Linked DNA regions of Mus musculus: region 2 is linked to region 1. The links are chromatin loops, found by intact Hi-C in ENCODE. Cell type or tissue: heart. All regions are shown on one strand. Each heading gives the region's core, and the rest is flanking DNA. Links, peaks and the distances in the headings are about the cores only.

Evidence for each region. A loop is a pair of places that touch in the nucleus more often than their neighbours do. Peaks named below come from ENCODE experiments on the same cell type or tissue, not always from the same donor. Only the 100,000 strongest peaks of a DNase experiment are listed, where the experiment ranks them.
Region 2: a loop joins it to region 1, with 2.4 times the contacts of the local background. A loop is called at or near these places in 3 of 42 quality-filtered maps.

What each region holds. Positions count from the first base shown.
Region 1 is chr2:55,301,771-55,312,367 of GRCm38, reverse strand. No RefSeq gene overlaps it. Among named protein-coding and RNA genes, the nearest start is that of Kcnj3, 130 kb to the left of the region's middle. In heart, for the core only: a CTCF peak has its summit at 5,792 (motif pointing left); no DNase peak of the experiment used is centred there.
Region 2 is chr2:55,084,201-55,094,797 of GRCm38, reverse strand. The region is part of intron 11 of Galnt13 (polypeptide N-acetylgalactosaminyltransferase 13); the gene reads right to left. Among named protein-coding and RNA genes, the nearest start is that of Kcnj3, 350 kb to the left of the region's middle. In heart, for the core only: a CTCF peak has its summit at 4,304 (motif pointing left); no DNase peak of the experiment used is centred there.

The sequences.
Region 1 (10,597 bases), core at 1,577-9,576:
GAAATTGTTAATGTAGATTTCAAGATAGATTATATAGATGGCACAAATTATGCTACTAGCACAAAACAAACGTGTAGATCAAATAAATAAATAGAAGACCCAAACACGTGTACTTGTAAGTATAGCTACCTGATACTTGACAGAGGTGATTCTCCCCTCCCCACCCCTCCCCAATTAAATGTAAGTGAGAAAAAAAATGTGAACCTTTTCTAGGCTTTAAAGGATCTCTGTGGCTGCTTTGTGACAAAGAGGTTGGAGGAGATTAAAATGAGATTAGGGAAGGCAGCTTAGATATGATTATAATGTGTGAAAAATGATCATATACCTATTAAATTAGTGTATTATATATAGCCTGCTATAGAAAAATATATATGGTCTGTTTTCAAACACTGAGAAAATAGGCAAGTAAGAACAATGACATAGAGCCTGAAAGGATGTATGCGATTTGTGGACAGTCATTGGAATAGGGAGCAGTTGGAGAACTTCATTCAAGTGATGGACACTCATGAGCTATAGATAAGTTATTTTTTGAAGCAAAATTATATAAAAACAGATGTTAGGTATCATTTAATTGAATTATCCATTTCTTTCAAGTGAGAAGTTAAAGCAGTATAAAATTTGTAGAGATGTATAAATATGCATGCATTTGCAAAACCATTCTATGTTGCTGAACTGTCTCCTTTGTAATGAATATGAACTGCATCACTTGGCAATCAGAAAAACTTGAAAATTTATGACCAAAGAAAAATTTTAATATAATTTCATTGAAGAATGACTGTAATTGGAAACTAAATTAACATCCCAAGCTAAAAGTAGACAACTAGCTTTTTAAATGTCTGGATAAAATGAATTTTGAAACAATAAAAATTTAAAATATCTTTTCACTATCTGTATATTTCCAGCACATAGGAAAACACTAATGATATTTCCTGAATCTCAAAAAGTTTACATGCACCAAACCCATACTTTCCACAACTGCAATTTGTAATTTTCATTAATGAATTCTAGAAATGTATGTTCAGATCTTCATGAAAATAATTAATAAAAATTATAAAACTAATACAAAACTTTTATGTATTTTAGCATTTTGGTTGTTCTTGAAGCTATATTTTACACTTAGCTTGAATAATATAAATTTATAGTAGTTGAGTCTTGAGAGATGGCTCAGTGGGTAAATGTTTGTTGTATAAACAACCTAATTTCATTACTCTACAGCAAGATAAGAGGTAGAGACGGGAGATTCCTGAATCTTATAGGGCAGCTAGTCTAGGCCACTCAGCAACAAAGATGAGATGATATCTCAAACAAAGTAAACGTAAGGAACAACACCCAAAGTTGTCTTTAAGTACACACACACAAGTACACACACACACACACACACACACACACACACACACACACACACACACACACAGAATGGTGCAGAATCCTCTAACCACCACTTAGGATTCTTGAAAATCCAAACAGTGTCAATACATTCAACTGTAGAAGCATTTATGCAAACTGCTAGTGGAGTATATAAAAGAATAATTTAAGTTATGAACATAATTCATTCCAAATGTGAAACAATGTTAATATGAATTTACTTAGCTTCCATGAATTTGTTACCACAGTTGCACAGTATCTACATCCAGCATTAAATCCTGTAGCTAAGTATCAAAATGCTTTAAAATAATGTATTTTGAGACATAATTTCTACATCCTATTCACTATGCTATAACACAACTTTTATATTTTATCTAATTGGCATGAACTTGTGAAGGAATATAAAATGTGTCTCTTTTTATTTAAGAAAAAAATGCCTCTTAAGCTTCAGAATCTTGAGTATACTGAGTCTCATAATTATGGGAAACAAAGACACAGACTCAAAAATGTGGACTATGAAAATGTGAGCGAGCCTTAGAAATGAAGCCATAGTTAGTTATAATAACATTCAGTCTTCTCCTAAATCTATGTGTAAATTACTATTTTGTTTTGCAATTATGAATTGAAGCGAGAGGTGGGGGGAGGTGGGAGAATATATAGGGAATTCATAAAATCTATTATTCATAAGCAGAGCTATGCCAATGAGAGGATGTTAAGAAGGCTAGGATTCATGCCTGGCACTCCTCTTAATACTCACCCAAAGGTACCTTCAGAAATCACAGATTTCTAAGTCACAGGGGTCACAATGCACTTTGGTATGATAGATGCACCTAGCAAAAAGCCCCATTCATCTTTGAAGAATGGATATGTTTTCCCCACACAAAATAATTCAGAAGAGAGAAAAGAAAATTATAAGCTAATATTTCTTAAAAATCAGAGAAAAGGCAGGTAGAGAGAGATGCTTACCTTAGCCCACAATAAGAAATGCATTTGAGAATAATTATACCACATATCAACTTAAAATGTGCTCTTGAGGCATAAACCAAGGCAAAGAAATAGAAGTAGTTTTTCAAAGCAAGGTAAAAATGAGGCATAAAGACTAATAAAACCAATAATATTTGTAAATGATAAAGTCAGTTATACAGTAGTTTTACACCAACAGTCCTGGTACTTTAAAATGTTTAGATATAATTTCAATTAAATTTACTTCTGTTTTAGAAATGACTCCCTCAGCAATAATCTACCTTAATATATATAGAAATAGAAGAACTCAAAGATTCCTTAGGGAAAATTGTTGCAGCAACAACCCTTCTATATATATGCGTGAAATTGAGGAGGGGGTAGGGAATCAAGCTGAAATGTCGTGGACTATGGAAAACAGAGTTGACTTTTAAGGGTGAAATAAAAATTCTAAGGGACCTGTAAAGACTGAAATGACCTTATTGCATGTGATATGAATGAATTTTAGCTTTGGTACCTCTGGCCTTAGACAGTTTTGGAGATACCTTCTGACAATTTAAAGTTGATGAATGGAGCTACTAAAATCCTGACAAGGAGACTGTACACAGAGATGATGCTTCAGGAGGGAGTGAGGAATGCATTACCTACCAAGGTAGACTGGTAGCCAAACACTACTTAAGAGAGACTGGAAACTATGTCCAATTTTCTGAGGAACCAAATTGGACATAGTACTACCGGAGGATCCAGCAATACCTCTCCTGGGCATATATCCAGAAGAAGCCCCAACTGGTAAGAAGGACACATGCTCCACTATGTTCATAGCAGCCTTATTTATAATAGCCAGAAACTGGAAAGAACCCAGATGCCCCTCAACAGAGGAATGGATACAGAAAATGTGGTACATCTACACAATGGAGTACTACTCAGCTATTAAAAAGAATGAATTTATGAAATTCCTAGCCAAATGGATGGACCTGGAGAGCATCATCCTGAGTGAGGTAACACAATCACAAAGGAACTCACACAATATGTACTCACTGATAAGTGGATACTAGCCCAAAACCTAGGATACCCACGATATAAGATACAATTTCCTAAACACATGAAACTCAAGAAAAATGAAGACTGAAGTGTGGACACTATGCCCCTCCTTAGAAGTGGGAACAAAACACCCATGGAAGGAGTTACAGAAACAAAGTATGGAGCTGAGATGAAAGGATGGACCATGTAGAGACTGCCATATCCAGGGATCCACCCCATAATCAGCTTCCAAATGCTGACACCATTGCATACACTAGCAAGATTTTACTGAAAGGACCCAGATGTAGCTGTCTCTTGTGAGACTATGCCGGGGCCTAGCAAACACAGAAGTGGATGCTCACAGTCAGCTAATGGATGGATCACAGGGCTCCCAATGGAGGAGCTAGAGAAAGTACCCAAGGAGCTAAAGGGATCTTCAACCCTATAGGTGGAACAACATTATGAACTAACCAGTACCCCTGAGCTCTTGACTCTAGCTGCATATGTATCAAAAGATGGCCTAGTCGGCCATCACTGGAAAGAGAGGCCCATTGGACACGCAGACTTTGTGTGCCCCGGTACAGGGGGACGCCAGGGCCAAAGGGGGGGAGTGGGTGGGTAGGGGAGTGGGGGTGGGTGGGTAAGGGGGACTTTTGGTATAGCATTGGAAATGTAAATGAGCTAAATACCTAATAAAAAATGGAAAAAAAAAAAAAAAAAAAAGAGAGACTGGAAACAGAAAAGAAAGGCCAGTTAGCCTTGACCACCAGTCAGCCACCTTGCTGCTTTTGGTTGCAGGGACTTATAAAACAACTTTAAAATGATTTATATGCTCTAATAATTAACTTGGAGAAAGTCGAGCATTGACATTAGCTGTTTTACCTTCTTCATGAATGGAATTTCATGGTAAAGTCAAGGAAGTAAGTCTACATTTAACTTAGTTATCAGTTCCATGATCTTTTTGGTGACCATTTCCAGATTCCTACACTAAGTGCCAAATGCTCAAGGACAAAATAAGTAGTCCCCAGAATTCAATAGCCATTATTTCATTTCTCCATTTTATGATCCTATTTGCAATTATGTTTTTATTATATTTACAATAAAATTTATATCAAACTGTTGCTGTTCCTTTAAGAAGTCATAGTACTTTACCAGTTCGCACTCTGAAATCAATGGTATCGCCATTTTTAAGATCAGGACTCTAGTCATAGTTACTATCCAAAAGGATCAAAGATGGATGCAATGTGACCCAGAAGTTCCTTCTCTTCATTTTCACACTCACTGCCTGATGCTACCTTACATGTGTGAATATGTTGGTCAGCTGTAGTGTCATAGCTGGAAATGATTTTTCTAGAAATGCTTTCCCCTTTTCCAGAAGAATCTGGAAAAACAACAGAAAGAGCAGATAGACCACGGAAACAGATTTTAGGCAGAGATCTGATGGGAAGTGAGTTAACTTTCACCCTTACCTGACATTTTAACTTGCATTTCTACAAACTAGTTCTGTCAGGGATAATATTATACTTATATTCCAGGTTTTTTTGTTTTTGTTTTGTTTTGTTTTGTTTTGTTTTGCTTTGTGGTTTTTTTTGTTTTTGTTTTTGTTTTTTTGTTTTTATGTTTTTTGTAAAGTCCATGTTCAGGTAAGAATGTGGCGACAAATAAACCTCTTCATCCTCTATCAAGGAAACTTCATGTTTCAGCAGATAAAGAACAGTATGGAAAACACAAAAGTCAAATGCAGAGTTGGAGAGACTAGTTCTATTGGATAAAATACTAAAACAAAACAAAACAAAACAAAACAAGAACAACAACAACAAAAATGCTCACAGTTATGGTTCAGGGACCATTGCAGAAAAAGAGATAGAAAGATAGTAAGAGGCAGAATAGCAAGAAGTTTGCTGTGAGACTGCCCTTTCTAATAATATCAGAAACTACACTCATACACTCTTCACAGGATTACTGCATAAACTTAACCCAAGGAAGAAATATAGCAGTAGACAGGCCAAAGGGGAATGGGAAAGAATGACAAGAACTCAACCCTACACAAAGATCTATAAGTAATTAAGGAATATTGAAAATAGGAGAAAGAATCTTGTCCAAGGAAGAGTACATGAATTGGTTATCCAGCACCAAATGGCTAGCCCTACAAACTTACATACAGGTAGCATTATAAAATGCGAATAAGTTATGTTTAGGAATATATGTGTATATACATATGGGTGTAACAACCATTAATGGAAAAAAAAGCTGTGAATTTGAAATAAACAAAGGTATATGGAAGGGTGTGAATGGAGCAAAGGGAAAGTAGAAATGATTCAGTTATAATATCAAACATTACAAAAGAAAAGATTAAACAAAATAAAAACTTGGAAACCAATCAACCAAACCAAACCAAAACAAAAAGAATGTGGCCAGAGGGCTTTGGATGGCACACTGCTCCCTCTGCTGGACAGTGGAGGGCAGAGTAGAGAATAAAGTATCTTCAAATTTAAAAGTTTCATATGATATCTAATTTTCTTCACACTGATAGAGAAATTAATATAGATAATGATAAACCTAAGAAATTTAAAGGCACAATGGCTACAAATCATTGAGAATAAGAGCCTCTAGTAAAACCTTTCTCTAAGTACAGATGTGTCTTCTCTGCCCCGCCCATTTAATTTTTTAATCAATGCAGAAATCAAAGATGATTTTTCATCTGAGCATTGCTATTGATTTGTTTTGAAGACAAAACTAGCATTTCTGTCTCAAATCAGTAATGTGTATATATTTGGTACATGTGTACACACTATGCATACTTAGAACATCTTCTGTCACCATGCACATAGTACATACTTTAAACAATTTCTGTCTGTGAGTCATCCCTGTGTACACATTGTACATGTACTAAAAGTCTGCTATTTGTATACCATCCATAAAATTTATTCTTCTGGAAATGTATTCCATTCTAGAAAAAATATCATAAATGAATGCTTACATGGCAAAGAAGGTTATAGCAATGACAATTTAAGTTTAAGTTTACTGCAGTGTAGACATGATTCTTAATTAAGTATAGTAGCAAATATGGCAAAGAAGAGTCTGAGTCATTTGAAACTTTAAGATATAATTTAAACTCACATATATTAAAGTAAATGGTGAAATTCATGGTTTCTTACTCATTTTCATTCATTCACTCAACAAATGCAATACTGACTATGTAATAGGCTCTGAGATGAGTATAGGAAAAGTTTACTTTTATCAGCATTCCCAAATCAAACCCAAAATAAGGATTTGATTGCAAGTTATTTCTTTGGAAAGTGACTTAAAGAAGCACCTGGGGCTGGTGAGATGGCTCAGTGGGTAAGAGCACCCGACTGCTCTTCCGAAGGTCCAGAGTTCAAATCCCAGCAACCACATGGTGGCTCACAACCATCTGTAACAAGATCTGACGCCCTCTTCTGGAGTGTCTGAGGACAGCTACAGTGTACTTACATATAATAAATAAATAAATCTTAAAAAAAAAAAAAAAGAAGCACCTGGTTATGGGCAGAGGGAAGTGGGACAGGGACAGAAGGAAGCCAAATAAGGGCCCTGATTGGGAAGTATACTATTGAAGCTGCTGGAGTTCTTCATGTAGGATTTTGGAAGCCACAGTAGAGCATTGCCTCAGAGCCACTCCCTGTGAGGACCACAAGATGTAGAATATTTTCTATGATACGTTTAATGAATTATCAGTTAAGGGTTTCACCAATGTTGGAAAGGATGGACCTTGCATACAGCACTGTAAGCAGAGGTGCTCTGCCATTCGAGGAAGCTGAGGCAAAGAGATCTTAGCTTCAAAGAACAAAAAGGTAAGGCCCAAGGAATAAAAGAATACCATCTGCCAGTCTGCTAGAGAATAGCATCATGGTTAGAACACAAAATCCAGCCTTAACGAGATCACAGCTACTAAGACAGAATATGGCACAAGGATAATGGTCGATGGATCTGGTTACAGCAGTTCTTTAGAAGTAGAGAAAATTGTAATTATTAAGATTGGCAGTTGATGAGTTAAAGAATAGAAGCATTAGCTGGTTGATGAATTTGGACCTAAAAAATATCTGAGGATCATCAGAAAATTGGACATAGTTCTACCAGAAGATCCAGCAATACCACTCCTGGGCATATACCCAGAAGATGCTCCAACTTGTAATAAGGACACCTGCTCTACTGTGTTCATAGCAGCCTTATTAATAATAGCAAGAAGCTGGAAAGAACCCATATGTCCCTCAACAGAGGAATGGATACAGAAAATATAGTACATGTACACAATGGAGTACTACTCAGCTATTAAAAACAACAAATACTCAGCTATTAAAAACAACAAATTCATAAAATTCTTAAGACAAATGGATGGATCTCAAGGATATCATCCTAATTGAGGTAACCCATCACAAAAGAACACACATGATATGCACTCACTGAGAAGTGGTTATTAGCCCAGAAGCTCAGAATACTCAAAATACAGTTTGCAAAACACATGAAATTCAAAAAGAAGGAAGACCAAAGTGTGGATACTTTGATCCTTCTTAGAAGGGGGTACAAAATACCCATGGAAGAAGTTACAAAGTCCAGAGCAGAGACTGAAGGAATGACCATCCAAAAATTGCCCCACCAGGAGATCCATCCCACAAGCAACCACCAAAACCAGACACTACTGCAGATGCCAACAAGAGCTTGCTGACAGGAGCCTGATATAGCTGTCTCCTAAATGGCTCTGCCAGTGCCTGAAGTGGATGCTCATAGTCATTCATTAGGCAGAGCACAGGGTCCCCAGTGAAGGAGATAGAGAAATTACCCAAGGAGCTGAAGGTGTTTGCAGCCTGATTGGAGGAACAACAATATGAACTAATCAGTAACCCCACTGGTTACTCTCTGGAACTAAACCATCAATCAAAGAAAACACATGGTAGTACTCATGGCTCTAGCTGCATATGTAGCAGAGAATGGCCTAGTGGGTCAACAATGGGAGGAGAGGATCTTGGTCCTGTGAAGGTTTTATGCTCCAGTATAGGGAAAATTCTGGGCTAGAAAGTGGGTGTGCGTGAGTTGGGGACCAGGCAGAGTGGGGAGAGGATAGGGGATTTTCGGAGCTGAAACTATGAAAGGTGATAACATTTGAAATGTAAATAAAGAAAATATCTAATAAAAAAGTAGAGAATATTGTAATTATTAAGATCGGCAGTTGATGAGTTCAAGAACAGAGGCATGTGCTGGGTGATGAATTTGGACCTAGGTAATAACTGAGGATCATCAGAGAGTAGTTTAATTGCAGATGCTATGGGGATTAAAGAGAAAATCAAGGGCTTTTATTTTGATTGTAATAATACTGAAAGCCAGAAAATGTAGAAACAGAAAAAAATTAAAAAGCAAACATAGTTTGTGAAGAGTCTCAGTGCAGAAGTGGTGAGATATTTAATGAGGAGAAAACTGAATATCCTTTGTGATTTTCTTAATAGATCAGAAAGATGTCGTGTTCTTCTTACTCATAAATGTAGGTCATTGGTCATTCCATATCAACCCATTCAGGGTTAAAAATCTTAGCTGATGGAAGTGACACCAGTGGAAAAGTATTTACAAGGAAATACTTCTAATATTCCATCACACACTATGCTTTTTATCATTTGTTGCCGTATCTTACTTGGACCATCAGAAAAGTATAAGCCTGGGTCACATTATTTCAAGTTTGTTGAATGACTTTTATAGGACAGTGAATGTTTGGTGTATCATTAGGCTTTGTTGTGAGTTGGAGATAAGTGGCCATGTTAAATTTGTTATGACTTTTCACATGAATTTATCTAACTAGATAATTATGTGATCTAATTCTGGTTTGCCTATCATGGGATTGTTTGCTTACTTCAATTGAAGAAATGGTGAAAAAAAAGCAATAATGTACTAACTTGGTTCACTGTTATTACCCTGATCAAAAGAAGCTAAGAACAAACAAAGTTCACTTGGTTTTTAGATTCAGCTTATAAGTAGTTTGTCATATCTCTCACCTGTGACTTTCTAAGTACATTTTTATTATTTTCATCATAGGTTCTATTGTATAAATGAGAGTTTATTTGCAATAAAAAAAACAAAAATAAAATCCAAAGTGTAAACAATTTAGGAACAAATGTAAATTTAAAACAAATTTTAAAATATGAATATGCAAAGGGACTGTGGCTATACCTAGAAGGACAGACCATTTATTCTGTTACCCAAACCTATGATGCAAAAATCCTTGCTCTGCCTCTGCCAGTACATGTGCTTTTCATGCTGATGCAGTTTACAGTCAGCAGGGAGTCTAGATCATAAATATGCCTGGCGCAAAGCAAAGCAGCTCATTTTCCACTTCTATAATTCTAAGAAGAGGGTCCCAATTCACAAAAGCTCAATTTATCACTTTGAACACATCTATTTGTATCATATCTAAGGAATACTTCCAAGAGGTATAGTATATTCCATAGAACTTAAAAAAAAATCTTGTTGGAAATAGGTTTAAAACCTGTTCTGAATTTGAAAATTGTTTATAACAAAGTACTATAAATGTTGTTTATTTCCTCAGATGGAGGAATACGATGAGAGCCATATCCAAGCTTTACAGATACATGGCTTAAGCTAAACCCATCATGTTTCAATCTATCCCTAGGCCTAGGCCTGGCAGCTTCTAGCTTCTCCAAGCCCAGACCATGAAGGCTCCAGCTGCCAAACTCTTTCCTCAGTCACAGGCTTAGAATGCTTCATGCTCCAAGATTTATAGCTCAATAAACTCACCTTTGAGCTCTTTCTGAACTCTGGATCGCTATTTCATCTTTGCTGTTCTGGCCCAAATGCCTGTCTAAGCTGCCTGATTCAAATTGGCTTCTCAAGGCTTTTGACTGAATGTCTCTGCTTAAAAACACTCCCTCTGAATTCCTTGAACTGAATTACACTGACTACACCAACTAAACTGCTCTGAACTGGACTACTTGCTCTGAAGTGGATTGCTCTTAACTGAACTGCTCTGAACTGAACTGAGCTCAAAGCACTCAAGTACTCAAGTGAACTGATATCTCTCTCTCTCTCTCTCTCTCTCTCTCTCTCTCTCTCTCTCTCTCTCTCCCTCCCTCTCTCTGTCCCTGTACTGCTCTTAAGTTACCTCTTTCCTGACTGTTGTCCTCATAGGGTAGCCATTAGGCATACCCTATCTCCGACTTATCTGTCAAACTTTCTTTGATTTACCACTTTGTCTGCCCCTCAATTAGAC
Region 2 (10,597 bases), core at 1,233-9,232, 220 kb after region 1:
TGGCCCAGTGTCAGAGATCTCAGAGATCCAGGTTAGTTGAGACTGCTGATCCCCCTACAGGGATGCCTTCCTCCTTAGTTTCTTCCAGCTTTTGCCTAATTCAACCATAGGGTTTACTAGCTTCTGTGCTTTGGTTCAGTGTAAATATCTGCATCTGACTCTTTCAGCTGCATGTTGAGCAGTCATGATAGGCCCCTGTTTGTAAGCACACCGTAGCATCAGTAATAGTGTCAGGCCTGAGGGCCTCTCCCTGAACTGGATCCCAATTTGGACCTGTCACAAGACCTTTTTCTTCAGGCTCTTCTCCACTATGGTTCCTTCAGATAGACTTTCCTGACTGCTTCATATTCTACACTCAAAGCATGCTTGACTTTTGACACAAACTTGAATCTCCTACTATATTTCCTACAAAGCCACAGTCTCTTAGGACTATTGACTTTTGGGTGTCTCAAGATTCCATAGTTGATGTCAGTTGCTATTTAGAGTTTTAAGTTCTGGACCCTCATTACTGTAGCTGAAACTTTTATATATTGAGCCACATTACAAGATATACTATCTCCAGCCTACACAACAACAAAACGCTTTAACTTTTCCTATCACAGATGTTGGTGAGATATATTTCCTTCATTAGAAAATATATCTAAAATATTAGAAATCTTATTATACATTCTTATACACACACACACACACACACACACACACACACACACACACGTACGACAACGTCCTCTTTTTCTAATTGCCAATCTGTTGCAAGATTTTCTCGATTTTCTCTCTCCAATAATATTAGGGCAGCAGGAGGCCTGTGATTGGACAGGGAAAGGAAGGTTGAGCTAAGGGTTACAGAGACAAAGAGCATCTTGGGAGAAGGAAGGAGGCCAAGATGGAGGCAGGAGTGACCCACTGTGGCTTTAGCCCGCTACAAGTAGTTATGATATTATAAAGGTTAGAATATTGAGATAATTTGTCTAATATAGGTGGGCAGCTTGTACCATTATTAATTGGCTTGATATTATTGTTCAGGTATCTTATGTATTCAGAATTTATTGATATATAAATCTGACTAGTTAACTATAAGCGTTAAGACTTCTGATTTTAGCCGAGCGTGGTAGTGCACGCCCTTAATCCCAGCACAGGGTTAGGGAGGCAGAGGCAGGTGAATTTCTGAGTTCGAGGCCAGCCTGGTCTACAGAGTGAGTTCCAGGACAGCCAGGACTATACAGAGAAACCCTGTCTCAAAACAAACAAACAAACAAACAAACAAACAAACAAACAAACGACTTCTGATTTTACAGGGTTACTGGGTATTTGATATCTAACCACTAGGTTAGTGGTTCTATTTGGTTACTGGAATGTGGGACTGCTGACTACATGGGTTTATGGTGGAAAAGGAACTAGTGGCTCCAGAAACAAGTGAGCCAGAACTGGGAACTCAGCATTCAGACACAGCGAGGGCTAGCTAGAGAGAGTTGCTGGTGGCAGGAGCGTGGGAAGGCTGCCGGTTGTGTGTGTGTGTATGGGGGGGGGGGGAGTTGTTGTTTTTGTTTTTGTTTTTTTTTTAATATTTCCCGCTACACCAACCAAAAGTTTTTACTAGTAATAATCAGTACTTATTAGAATTAGAGCTAAGTTATAGAAATTGCTGATTTAGCATGTTTTCTGTTTTCCATTGCCTAAATTGATTTTAATAAGCATTTAGCTAAAGTTCATTCATTTTAATTAAGCTAAGATGACAAGGAGCCAATTATCTATGTGTTGTTTTTCTTCTATCAGTCAGGAGCAAATAAGAACTAAACAGTAATGGAATCTTTATGTATAAGGAACTCCATGTTCAATTCGCCATATACTCTAGACTATTAAATTTCCAGTTGCTTTTATTGTACAATTAGCTTTACATTTTTATCAGTATATATCAATTAATGGAAAGGAACAATATAAAAATTCAAATCTTCATATGTGAGTATAATCTGTTAAAAACATACATGTGTTTAAAATTCAACTTACAACATCTTTTAATCCTAGCATACGTGTAGAAAGAAGGTGTTCTGGTGTACTCCCAAGGGAAAACCATACCATGAGTAGTAAAATAATAGTAATAATCAAAATAGTTTATTGATTATGGTTTGACAACCTAAAGTTTAGAATGTGTTGTTTAGTAATTTTAGACAAAACTCTGAATGTGATGTGGTATCAAATTTTATCCTCATTTTAAAATTTAATTTGCTTTAGGTTTCACAGCTGAAGTTTAAATTACCCTGAAAACCCCTGAAAATCATTGTTTCTGCCTACTCTCAATTCTCATGCCAGACAGTCAATGTTCTTACTCGGACTTTCTGATTGTAACTCCTTTATCTTTTCCAGTATGATAGAATCAAAGTGCAGGTATCATTTGTGGTTTTTTAGAGTTTCCCATTATGAATCATATCTTCCCATAGTAACAAGGGAGCCAATTAATATTTTAAGGCCCAAGAAGCTCTGAGAAATGATGACCACAGGCAGAACAGTCCAGTCCCTTCATTTCAGTTGGCACAGATCAACATCGTCAGCTGTGAGTCAGGTCACTTGTCAAGTTCCAGAAGCACCCAGCAAGACTCTGAGTGTTATCCTATGTAGTCTTCATTGCCTTGTTTATGAAGAATATAGCCAAGTCTTTCACGATGGTGTAATCTCTTGGTGCTGCATGGTGTCTACACCTACAAATCTTGTCAATCATCAGTTCTTTCTCTATGGGGAGAGCAACTTCCACCTTTATAGAAGATCATAGAGTTTCATCCACATTCTTGTGTATCAAGATAGGTACTGAATTGATCCTCTAAAACAACATGTGTCCTTCATATTATGTTTTTTTTTTAGATGTAATAGCTTTTAGACATGTGATTAAACCTGTAGTTGATGGTTAAGATAAGGTCATATCAGTGTTGGGGGGGGGGCTTAATCCAAAATGGCGTGTGTCTTTAGAAGATACTGACACATAGACAAAAGGAGCCTTGGGAGACTATGCACAGCCTGGAGTGACTGCTTTATTGACTGTTTCCCTGTGGGCATAAATGGATGCCATGCCACACTTGGTTTCTGCAGCCATGGCAACGGGAACAGAACAATACGGTAATAAGCAGGGATGTGTCACTAACAATGCAGCTATTACTCATGCTAGAAATGGTCTAAAGATTCTTGTCTAGGATTCCAGCTGTTACATCCTCTCCCAGCTGTCTGTAATCTCAGAGATGCTACAGTATATAAGAACTGAAGGGTTGAAAGTGGTACTCCACGATGAGTCTTCTGGAAAATCACCACCCATGATGAAGTGGGATTCTCTGGTGATACAGTTGTTTAGAGGTCACACTTGATCTTATTATTATCCCTGTGTTCTATTTGAAAATCCTACAAAACTAGTTGGTGTTAACAAGCTGGATTTTTTTTTTTAGTCACACTGTGGTTTGCAATTAGTGTGGTCTGGGGATTTTGGGCATTTGTTTGCATCACCCAAAAGAGTTAGATTCATCTGCTAAAGGTGGTTTGGTTTTTTACTATGACTAGGTACATTACTTGACATTAAGATATTTTCTTGATGTTAGAAGAACTCCTGTACCTGAAGTAATTTCCTTAAACAAACAAAATGGCACCATATTTTTTAAATAACTTCTTTAAAATCCTTGATATATATGTATGTGTGTGTGTGTCTGTGTGTGTGTGTGTCTGTGTGTGTGTGTGTGTCTGTGTGTGTGTTTGTGTTTGTGTGTGTGTGTGTGTGTGTGTGTGTTTTATAAATATGTCATTCTTCTGTTAACTCCTTTGGGTGATGCAAACAAATGCCCAATCACCCCAGAGCACACTAACTGCAAAACACGGTGTAAATGAAAACTCCAACTTGTTAACAGTAACTAGTTTGGTAGAATTTCCTTACAGAACACAGGTAAGTGGTAATAATAAGATCAAGGGTGACCTCTACACAACTGTATCACCAGAAATTCATGAATATATGTGTGTGTGTGTGTGTGTGTGTGTGTGTGTATGTATTCAATTAAGCACACACATATAATATACATTTGTGTGTGTTTAGCACTCTAGATAAAAATACTTATTATAAAAATATTACAAGTCCATATACTATATATATATATACACGTGTGTGTGTGTGTGTTTGTGTGTGTTTGTGTGTGTGGTCTTTTTCACTTTTCTCTTAAATCTTTAGCCTAAGCAGCTGAAGAGAAGCTTGGTTCTAACAGCACAAGCTGCAAAGGCTAGAAATTTGTTATATCCTGCGTGTCTTCAGCAAACTGCTCAGGAGCTGGGCGCCATCTGCTGGCTTTGTACTGTCACAAAGGTTTTTTGTTATTATTTTTTAATTTTTATTTTTAGAGGAATATCAGATATGGTACATAGGAATTAGCTTTACTACACAAGTTGCAACTTCCTTTTCTTTAGGTTCTATTTCATAAATTATTTTTGTTACATTCTTTGTAATTATATTTACTATAAAATGTCAAAGCCTGAGGGTTGTCCATATATCATGTCCATTGCTTCACTCTCTAGATTAAAAGATACACAAATACTACAAAATTATACTACAATAACACCACCCTTATCTTCCTGTTGTAATAAATATAAAACACTCACATTTGTCAGAAAAAATACAGAAAAATAAAAACTAAAGATTGTTTACCAATAAAATGTAGGCTTTTAGCAAGTTAAAATTTATTTCTTAAAACATTTTATTTGTCTATGTTTCTCTCTACCTTTCTCTGTAATTTTGACGCCTTTCTCTGTATTTTTGACTATTTTGAAATAAGCAAAATGGTTTGGAGCTCCTCAGTGAAACTGTTCAGTAGAGATTTCCTCAGGTGATAATTTTTTCTAATCTCTAATTCAAGTTTCAAGTATAGACAGTCAGCCAAGTTTTTTGTGTAGAGGAGACTATAACATATTTGGCTCCCAACTATGATCCTTAAGGGGGCCTTACATACTTAGAGAACACCTGCAATGTATTACAACTTTATTATTCTAAAATTCTATCACTAAAAACAAGTTTGGTGATAGAATACAGGCTCTATCTGTAAGGTGCTTGGTGTATCAGCATGGAAAGTGAGGTTCATACAAAGCCAAGAGTGGTGATGTACACTTGTAGTGCCATTGCAGAAGAGGAGGAGACAGACAGATCACAGGGCTGACTAACCAATTAGGTTTCCTTAATTGGAGAAGCCCAGATCCCTGAGAAGAGACCCTGTTTTAAAAATCAAGATGGATGACTTTTCAAAGGAAATAATTTTGTCCATGACTGATGCCTAGCATCCAGAAGGATGAGTGTGCATGCTCACACAAATGCACATACACATATACCCACGCCTGCATATACATATGTGTTTGTGCACATACAAAAGCAGGATGTTGGTGTGTGCATTAATGCAATGACCTCATCTTATTTTCAACATCACTTGTGAAATTGTAACTATTGCTCCTCCTAATGTACTTTATATAACATGATGTTTCTTTTTGTATGTCCAGCAAATTGTCTTATTTGTTCTCCCCAGTAGGCTATGTGCAGGATCATTCCCACTTCATTTTGTGAAAGAGAAGGGACACCGACATCCCCTTATGTTTTTTCATTGGGTCTTTGTGAACATGCTTTACTAGACAGATTATTTTCTACTTACCACAGGCTGACATCATTTATGTACTCTCTGTTATTGGCAAAGAGGGAAATCGAGGTCTTTGGAAAGCTAAACACTCATGGAGCTTTGAGTACATTACTTTCCAGAGCTATAGATACAGTGAAAGAAAAGCCTTGGTTTCTTTTTCTGAAACAAGGAATATAGATGCCTTATATTTGGGAGCTGTATTCAAGTTAGGATAATAGAATTCACCTATGCAAGCTATAATATCAAATACCTGAATACTAGAAATCATCTATGGTAAATCCAGGCAAAATTCTATTTGGTTGCATCCTACCTTAAAATTTCCACTAGAAATTCTTGTGTAAAATCTTACTCTCCCAATGACAGTACCAAGACTGTTTTCCCAGTTGGTACTTTCTGGCAACTGAAGAAGGAGCTACTATTAGTCCAATAATTGCTTCCTATACCAGAGTGAAATCCCTGTCTTTGAAATACTTGACTTCTCTTTGTAGAAAACAGAACAAGAGTATGAGATAATACAATAAGCCACAAACATTAAACGAATAAACACTTAGACCAATTTTTATGTTGTCACCCTAGATGGCTATTAAAGCCTCCCATTTTTAATAAAATTGATAGCAAAATGGGTACACTCTCAATACTTTATTTCCTTTAAATGGCTTAAATATATCCATATTTTGTTACTGCAGGATTAATGATTTTAAGTAGGAAAGTTAAGTCTAATTGAAAATCTTTCCTCATCCATTTTGCCAAGTAGGTCTCCTTGAATTTGCAGATGTTCCTTGATTGTGGGTGTAGTACAATGTACAGATGGCACAATGTTCCTATGCTCTGGTGCACTGTCCTATATAAAGTTCTTCCCCTGTGTATGAGGTTGTGATCATGACAGAAAAGTGACTCCCAGATGGTGTTATGTAAGATGTTATGTAAGACCTCAAACTAGACAACAGAGAAGTTTCTACTGCTTGTGGATGAGTTGGTTGCTTGGAGGAGGGCCCATGGCAGGGAACTCAACTGAACTTCTGTACCTTGCAGAAGTCTTCAAAGCAAAGAAAGAACAATGCGCTCAGCCTTATGCTTACAAGAATGCAGATTTTGACAGTAACTAGGAAGCTTAAAAAGTAATCCATAGACGGAACCATAGCATCACTCAAAATCTTGACTATTGATATATAAGACTCAGAGCCAAGTCAGAGACCTGAATTTTATAATCTCAAAATTTCAAGTGTCCAGTTTTAGCCAAACCACTGTGCTTTTGTGATAAACTGAACATATCATATAAGCATCTAGGAATAAAAATAGTTTGACCCTATTTAAACTCCCTCCAACCCTGTTCTCTGTGTATTTGTTATGTGTAATTTCTGTAATAAATTAAAACTATCATCATTAATAAAAAAGTAAATTTTTGAAACACGATCTTTTTATGCACCCCTAGCTACCCTACTATTTGCTATCTAGACCAGAATGGACAATTTTTTCTTGATACTACTTTTTCTTCTTTCTTTCAAAGTTTCATTATTTTTTAAAATATTATTTGCAGAAGAAGTAATATGAATCTATGGGTAGGATAGTATTGAGTAATGGGAGATCTTATGTACACACACACACACACACACACACACACACGCACCCACACACATGCACCCACACACTCACTCACTTCAGACTCTTTCATTGGTTAGGAACATAGCAAAGCAAGATATTGTCATAAAAATGTGAACAGCAAATGGTCTTCAAAAGAAGTTGATGCAATATTCTCTGTAATAATGTTTATTAGAATGAATGAGCTTCAACTCCATGACTGCGACTTCAGGTGTAGTGAAAGATTATTCTTTTTTTTTAATTTTTTATTAGGTATTTAGCTCATTTACATTTCCAATGCTATACCAAAAGTCCCCCATACCCACCCACCCCCACTCCCCTACCCACCCACTCCCCCTTTTTGGCCCTGGCGTTCCCCTGTACTGGGGCATATAAAGTTTGCAAGTCCAATGGGCCTCTCTTTCCAGTGATGGGCGACTAGGCCATCTTTTGATACATATGCAGCTAGAGTCAAGAGCTCCCGGGTACTGGTTAGTTCATAATGTTGTTCCACCTATAGGGTTGCAGATCCCTTTAGCTCCTTGGGTACTTTCTCTAGCTCCTCCATTGGGAGCCCTGTGATCCATCCATTAGCTGACTGTGAGCATCCACTTCTGTGTTTGCTAGGCCCCGGCATAGTCTCACAAGAGGCAGCTACATCTGGGAAAGATTATTCTAAAACAATGCTATATATGGAGATTTAATATCAAATGAAAGAAGGGTAGAAGATAGATAGATAGATAGAAAATAGATAGATAGATAGATAGATAGATAGATAGATAGATAGATACATAGATAGATAGATAGACAGAGAGACAGACAGATATATAGACTTGTTATTGGAAGAAGTGTCTCTGGTGGTGGTCTTTTGAGGCTTTAGAAGTCCATGCCAGGTCTAGTGGTTCTCTCTTCTCTTCTTGTTGCTTGTGGATGCAGATGTAGAAGTCTCAGCTTTGTCTCCAGAGCCATCCTTCCCAATAATGGACTAAACCTCTGAACTATAAGCCAGCCCCAATTAAATGTTTTCCTTTGCATAAGTTTCTGTGTCTATGATGTCTCTTTGTTGTGATAGAACACTAAGACCAAAGGAAAGGTTTGATTTTATATACCCTTTTAAGGATAGCAGGGAGTTTCATACCGCATGATTTCATTCAGGATAGTGTATGTGACAGGGTATGTGGAGGAAAAATCACCATAAACTTAGAGGTGGAAGTCACAGCACAGACTGTTTAATTCTGGGAGTATGTATGGACATTACCTACCTCTAGGGAGGTGTGACCTGATTCAGGCTTTAGTGTAAGGCTGAAAGGTACCGTATGCATATACGTTTTTTCTAATAATATATACATATGCTGTGTGTGTGTGTGTGTGTGTGTGTGTGTGTGTGTGTGTGTGTGTGTGTAATGCCATGACCCAAAGCAAAGCAACTTGGGAGGAAGATTTATTTCAACTTATACTTACACAACACAATCCATCACTGACGTAAACCAGGGAAGAAGTTCAAGCAAGAAACTTTAGCACACCACCAGAAGTTTTTTTGCTGCTTCCAAAAAACTCTCCATGGAGTCTCAACAAATGCAGCTCAACTATGCAATGTAAGGCGGACTAACATAATCATGACATTATACATGAAACTTCATCACTTGTCCTTTCATGTGCTTGTATGATCAGAACACACCTTCTCCTGCGTCTGCTTCAGTCAAATGTTCCTTCATGAGTCTGCCTTAGTCTTACACCTGTATTCACTTCAGGAAACACTCCTTAAATGTTTGCTCAAGCAAAACACCAACTAACACAAGTGACTCTCCAAAGAACCCTTAAGTTTCCACTTGTGAAGTATGAGTTATGAGAGGTGCAAGTCTTGTTAAGTGAATGCGCATTGTAGAAAACTCTTATTAAACAAGGCTGAGGCTGCATGTAAATTATCTTCTCCATAACAATACAGCATTTTAGTTCATAAAAATAGTTTTTCAAAAGGTCTAGTAATCAATTAACCAAATCCATACAAGGGTACATATGTTTTTCCATATTTTTCCATATAAGTATACTGCTTTAGATTGTCTTATAAAAATGTAATGAATTAAAGCTTGGGATTATTATGGGGATATCCTCGAATTTTGTATATTAACAGAATGTTTCTTTTGTTCTGTTGCATGCCTTGACATACTCTGGTATCATCATTTCACAAAAAGCCTTCGCCCAATCTGTCTTTTCAGGCAAGCTTAGTCTGACTCTCCTCTTGTATTGTTCCCATTCTCCCTTTTCCATATCTTCTGTTCTTATCAAAATTCATAGATGAACTGTTTAGAATTTGAATACGAAGCATAACTAAACTTTTAAAAAGATGATATTTTTGCAATACTGACATAAGGAATGAAAGGGTACAAAGAATAAACTCAAAGATGTAACTTATTTAAAACATTGCACTTCATATAGATTATGTGTGGGAATATTTTTGGTGGGAGTGAGAAGAGCAGGGAATACAATCATATAAATATTTGAAAATCACATAATGAGGCCCACTTAATATGCTAAGAGATACTTTTTCATGAACATTTGTCACTGAAAATGACTACTGTTATAAAGAAATAACACAATAGGATGGGCAATATTTTTGAAGTGATAGATGGTGGTTCTACCATTCACAAAGACTTAGTGTATTAGGCCTCTTTTCTAATTTGATGTGATGTTTATGGTCACTCCCCCAATGGCTTCTGACATTTTTCTTCTTAACTCCTATATTATTTCCATATATAAGCTAAAATAAAGAACTAGGAACTTGACTAGTTAAAGCCATATCAGTGCATGCTCTCACACTTCATAAAGGAGATTTAACTGCCTCAAATCCAAGTAGGTGGATACTGAGACCTTATTAGAGACTATAGCTCTCCAGGGGCTGCAGAGGGAGAACCTTCCTTTGTCACTTCTAACTACTGAAACCAATACACTATTTTCCCTATCAAAACGCATGAAATATTTTTGAGGATTTAAACATTGAGCTTTTTAAAAACTAGTACTTTAACATTACAAAAATAAGGAACAGAAAGGTATCTTATGGACACAGCACAGCAACATCTGCCTTCGTGGTTACAAAATTTTCTCATCTTGCAAATGAGAAAACCACAACCATCATTTTGCTTGTCCCATCAAATAATTCATGAGAGATGTCACCTCCACTTTAAGATTCTTACCACACTCATTTAAGTCTTCACGGTAGTTTTGGCCAAGCTAGCACAGATTTCAAAGAGTAAGATATAAGTGTTTGAAGGGATCATGTCTCATCACCATAGACTCTTACATAAGTATTTTCAGAACATTAGTGTCATCATCTATAAGGGGTAAATTTTCTTTATATGTTTCCCTGAATTTCTCAAGCCTTCACT